Regions from separate parts of the Homo sapiens genome. Here region 1 is linked to region 2. A link is a loop called in an ENCODE intact Hi-C map of the cell type or tissue named here. Cell type or tissue: Caco-2. All regions are shown on one strand. Each heading gives the region's core, and the rest is flanking DNA. Links, peaks and the distances in the headings are about the cores only. Region 1 overlaps ULK4 (unc-51 like kinase 4). Region 2 overlaps ULK4 (unc-51 like kinase 4).

The links. Peaks named below come from ENCODE experiments on the same cell type or tissue, not always from the same donor. Only the 100,000 strongest peaks of a DNase experiment are listed, where the experiment ranks them.
Region 1: it touches region 2 in a loop (6-fold over the local background); 1 of 110 quality-filtered maps calls a loop at or near these places.

Annotation. Positions count from the first base shown.
Region 1 is chr3:41,682,409-41,685,330 of GRCh38, forward strand. All of the region lies in intron 27 of ULK4 (unc-51 like kinase 4), which reads right to left. Among named protein-coding and RNA genes, the nearest start is that of ULK4, 280 kb to the right of the region's middle. In Caco-2, for the core only: no CTCF peak of the experiment used is centred there; a DNase peak (open chromatin) is centred at 1,513.
Region 2 is chr3:41,631,222-41,634,143 of GRCh38, forward strand. The region is part of intron 30 of ULK4 (unc-51 like kinase 4); the gene reads right to left. Among named protein-coding and RNA genes, the nearest start is that of ULK4, 330 kb to the right of the region's middle. In Caco-2, for the core only: no CTCF peak of the experiment used is centred there; a DNase peak (open chromatin) is centred at 1,700.

The sequences.
Region 1 (2,922 bases), core at 218-2,717, 51 kb after region 2:
CCAGTCTAATGATGAAAACTACTGTTTCATTTGATGAACTATTTTAGTGACAATAAACAAAATTCCCATTGTTTGTGTACTTGTTCTCTCTATACTGATAAAAGAGCAGGAGAATCTGTGCACAGCCAAACGACATCTTGCCGTCCATACCAACAAAACAACGCCCTGCACAGGCAAGAATCTCCATATGTGGCTGGTGGCCCATCAGTATTAACATATTCTATCTCCACTTGACATAGGAAATTTATATGTGACAGTATATCTCAATATTTTTACAAGGACCCTAAGAACCAGGGGTGTTTTCTTCACCCTCTTCCACTAAGTGATGTCACATCACTGAAAGCACAGATATCATGCTTCACCAAGGTACTTTGAGAACTCCAAACTTCCAGTTATGTCTAAAGAAAAAACTATGCAAAGGAAAGAAATATATACTGCTATCAATACTACCAACATGATCAACAGCTATCTTAAAGGTTGAATAGTGTATATCAGGAGAGGAGTAAGACTGAAACAAACGATCTAAGTGCCCATCTCTAGAAATTTAAAAACGAATAAACATGGCCAAAAAAGCAAGCTTGTCAGAAGATGAATACAGAAAAATCAACAGTATTTATGAGACAGAGTAGGAATGAGGCTTGGCTCCAGCTCATCCCTGCTACAGCATTCTTTCATACATTCCCAGTGATCACAAAACCCACACCAGTACCTCACTGATGCCATACCCGCTAACCCCAAGGCTTTAGTCATGCTATATTGTTCCACTGAGCTCTCAAAATGTTTAACCGTGGCTTTTACTTAAAGAATTCCAGGAACTGGCCTTACGAGACCCAAACTATCAAACCAAAGTTGTGGAGTGTACCACCTCAGGAGGCTCCAATGAAGCCTCGTCTGGGAGAACTCTGTCGGCCTCATGTCCTATTGCATTGAGAGCCCAAGAACTCATGGTCAGTAACATATTCATTCAGGGCTTGTCTGCGATCACCAGACATGGGGTGCTTTTTTCTCCTCTGTGGAGGGAGGCATGTGAGCCAGCAGGACAGCTGGACGTGACCCCTCCGTGACTGATGGAAGGCCACCTGAAGTTTTGATTCAGCACTGCTACAACTGGTGAGTTTTTCCTCCAGCCTCCCTGTGACCCCTCACAACCCACCCCAGACAATGCTTTTCCTTCCCTCCTGGTCTTCTATTTGTTGGGTCTTTCTTTTTCTTTCTTCTTCCTTTTTCCTTCCCTTCCTTCGCTTTTCATTAACTTAATTGACTCAGTCTGAAGACACCCGTGTGGCACTGATTCAGCCTCAGTAGACACCCATGTGGCACTGGTTCAACCTCAATAGACACCCACGCAGCATAGGCAAAAACAGTCATTCAGTTCAGCTGGTAGGAAACTCTGTCTGGCACTGGAATCTGTAATATTCTTTAAGTACATTCCCTCCCTTTGCCACGCCTTGTGGGAAAGGGAAGGCTGTGGACTTTGTCGTCTGTCTATTCAAGCATGCAAGCCTACAGACCCTGGGTGCTATCTTTGTGAAGAGAGGACTGATAGCACGTGGGTCCACAGTTTGCGTCACTCACGTCCTGATCCATTTTTCCTTCTTGTGTGTTTAACTTGACATCTGATTGCCCCATGCAGACTGTTGGATGACTTCTTGCAAAGAGAAGAGGATTTACCTACGCTTCCACCAAAAAATGGAAAAAAGATGACTTTCTCTTGTAATGCAGCTTGGCCCCCACAGCTGTGCTGCAGTGAGAAGAGTCATCAACAGCTGCTTTGCTCTTACGGAAGCTACACAGAAAGGCAACCCAGAAATCTGGCATGCGAGCAAAAGGTTAAGGATTTCTTACCAGCCAGGCTTCTGACCTGCTTCTCTGTGCACACCAGTTGAGTGAAATGGTAAAGATAATTGTTTGTCTCAAGGTCTATGACCCCTATAAGCCTGCTGTTTGGCAGACTTGTCAGTTACAAACGTTGCTGCAGGTCCTTGAAACAAAAACTGGACGAGGTTTCCCTTTCATCTTATTTTATGTCTTTGAGAGCTTGACCTTATGACCATGGTGGGGTACCCTCTCTTGCTATCTAGCATCCAGAAGGTGGGAATTCCGAGGCTCATGTCAGGTAGCCAGTCTGAAAGGACCTGGAGACTGAGACACATAAGCACACGTTCTTTGTCCCAAACGTGTCAAGCACTTGGGGATGAGTTCTGTCTTAAAAGGTCCCACCCCAAGGGGCTTTTGTCATCTTTTGCTATCTTAAATCTATTCCTGAGAGTAAATTCTTGGGGACCATGGAGATGCCTCCTCTACCCCCTCTCTAGAAATACCATTTGCTTATATTATAAAAACCTGAAAAATTACCATCTGAGCCTTAAAGGGCTTTTGGATTGAGTAGCTATTGAAACTAATTTCATCATTAAAAGAAAAGCACTTTTCTTATTCTCAACAATTTTTTAAAAGGTTTAAATTAAAAGAAGGATGCATAAGAATGTCGTGGCTAACCTTACAAATTATCTTGAGCAGCTGAAATTCCTAGCAAGCTTGAAAATGGCTACTCTAGTTTCCTTCTGGGAAGACCAATGACAACTGCCTCATGCTGTAGCTCAGTAGCTAAGGCTTTGCCTTTTCACAATGGCTGCCTGGGTTCAATACCTGGCACAGGGAATAGTACTTTCTGGTTTTATATTTGTGTGACCTTTGCCATTTATTATTTTCCCCTCCATGAACAACTTCTGACTTCCTGTCTTGAATTTTCCTTTCTCTGATCTACCTTTGAGGTGATTATAAATCCTGTAAAGACTGCTTGCCCTAAAAGGTTAGGCAAGGACAATAACTTGTTCAGCAGGAAGTAGCTTCTGAAGATGAGATCTTCGGCCCTTTCTCCTTAAGCATAAAGAAGGTGAAGTTTCTCAGCAGGGAATGAGACAG
Region 2 (2,922 bases), core at 228-2,727:
CACACAAAAAAAGGAGGGCAGGGTTGAGATTTCAGCAGCGTTAGTATAAATAAATTTTAGAACTGGTCATTTTACAAAGATCTACAGCGTCCTCCTTATGGACAGGCATTACACTTTTTCCCTAAGGAAGTTTATACTCCAGTAGGCACAAAACGTACATAAAAATAACTTAATCCAAGTTATAAGACTGACTGCTTAATTTACTGAGAAAGTCTTAGAATTAAGTTAGAATATGCAGCTATACTAGTAATATATCTCTGATTTAGGGAAATCATCCATTGCCTACCAGCATTAAAAATATGGATTTTAGTAAGACAATTTCGGTTAGGTTAAAAGCAAATACTTTCCAACAGAATGGAGATTTTAAATGTAAACAGAATAGTTTTATGTTGCATTAATAACTTTGTAAAATGCTTTTACGCTTATTACCTCAATAGATGTCCAATACAGCCCTGTAATATTCCACACCTGTTGAACAAAATAAGGCCATGGAGTGTTTCGACCACAGAGAGTACAAAAGGAGAAATGGGAAAGCTGAAGTCAAGAGGATCTCCATACAGTGTGCAGGACTCTTTTATGAAGCACCTCTGACTCCTTCCAACCCTGGTTGCTATGATGTGGTTGCAAGTCCTGTTTCGTCCAGGGCTTTACAGAAATTGTCCCTACATCATGGTCTGTAATGCTCCTGCTACCCAGCTGAGGGCTTTGGCCTCTCACTCCCACATTCTGTCCAGTGCTTTCCATTCTTTCTGGGTCCTGAGCCTTCACTCTCTCTCTGAACCTCGTCGCTCTGCAGCTGGCCACCTTTCTCTAATGATTCTTTGAATCTTTGGCATTCTCCCCAAGACATGATTCTGTATTCATCCCACAGCTTCCCAGTTTGAAACCACATGTAAGAAGCATGCTCACATGTAAGAGGTATGCACATCCTTGCACCAGAGCTGGAAGGGGAGTGAACAGGAAGAGGCAGTATCAGTAAGAGAAAGAATTGACAGTGGCAGAGACCAAAGGCAAGTCCCTAAGAGGACCACTAGATTGTACCAGCATTTCTTTTCTCCTACAGATACGAACCCAATAATAAAAAACAGAAATTCCATATTTTTTAAAATTATTTTCCATTTAATGAACATGCTTACTTCCTAAAGTAATTTTTTTGGTCCGGATAACTTAATGGAATACAAGAGATTTTTTGTTTTGGAATCTACCTGAAATCAAGCTAAGATTTCTCTGTCTTCATTCACTTGATAAACATTTGTTTGGTATCTTTTATGTGCCATGCACTGGGCCAAATGAGAGCTGCAGCAGGTATCATAAATGCTAGGATAGATACATAAAGATAAAGATCTATAAAGGTACAGAAGAGACAACAGAATAACCTTTTCTATCTGAAGAGCATTGCAAAGGCTTCACAGTGCAACCCGTAATGACAATAGCAGTAAACATGGATTGCACAGTTACTATCTGGAACTCACAGTAACAAATGCTGTGTATGTGCTAACTCACTGGATTCTAACAAAAAAAAAAAAACCTCATAGTTAGACATTACTATCTTTTTACTTCAGATGACAAATTAAGGCAGAAAGAACTTAAGTAAACCAGTTAAGTGGCAAGTAGAGGGGCTGAGATATAAACCTAGGCAGCTGAGATCAGAGTCCACATTCTACAGGGTAGGTACAGCCTGAGGTTCAGCAAAGGAGCAGGTTTCTGACAGCAGGTGGAGGAAAGTGCATGAGGGAAGGGTGGACAGATAGAGATGAAGTGTGTCCTGGGCAAAGGGAATAGCATGACAGCCAAAAACAGGATGGTCCATTAAAGGCAGTGAAAGGTTTAAGTGAAAGAGCAAGTTTATTACATAAGTGGAAGAGGCAAAAAGAAGGTAGCGAAAGATCCAGCTAGAAGAGTAAGCCACAGCGGATCACAGAAGATCATGTTAGTCATGCTGAGTTGCTTGAACATTATCCTTCAGGTCAGGGCTGGCAAACTACAGCCCACAGGCCAACTCTGCCAGCCACCTATATCTGCATAGTCCATAAGCCAAGAACAGTTAGTGGGTTTTTTCAATGGTTGAATCAATCAAGAGAAGAATATTTCATGATATATGAAAACTGTATGAAATTCAACTTTCAGTTTCCATTAGTAAAATTTTTTTGGAACACAATCCTGTGTATTCATTTACATACTGTCTGCGTTTGCTTTTATGATATAATGGCAGAGTTAAGTAGCTGTAACAGAGACCATATGGCCTGCAAGACCTAAAATATTTACTATCTAGCCATTTACAGAAAAGGTCTGCTGAGCCTTTCTCTAGGTGGCTGGGTGCCATTAAGGGTAAGATTAAGTAAAGCAATGTCATTACCAGATTTATATTTTTTGCAAAGATTATTCAGGCAACAATAAGGAGAATAAACTGAAAATGAAAAAGGACTGGGAACATGATCAGTTAGCAGATTATGACTAATCTCAAGATGATCAAAGCAGGAATCCATAGGAAAAAGCAATGATGAGGGGTATTAATGAAGTCATATCAATAGGACTTGATAATCTACTGAATGCATGAGGGGAGAGAAGAGATCTAAAATGACTCCAGGTACTTGATTTGTCCTACCAGGAGGCCACTACCATGACCACCACCCAGAGCAATAAACAGCACACCACGCAATGTCATTTATTGGAGCTCCCTGTGCAATGATGCACAGTGCTTAGTGCTTTACCTCTCACTTGATCCTTATTGTGAGGTAGTAATCATTAACCTCATTCTACAATAGAGAAAACCAGCACTGAACCTTACCCAGGTGGTCTGAAAGCCCCCAGCAAAATCGATGTTCCAATGCCAGAGTCACTAGCAACCCTGCCCTAACAGGAAATGAAAGGGAGCTGGGATGTGGCTGTTTACACTGTGCCTTTCATGGGATCCTTCTTTCA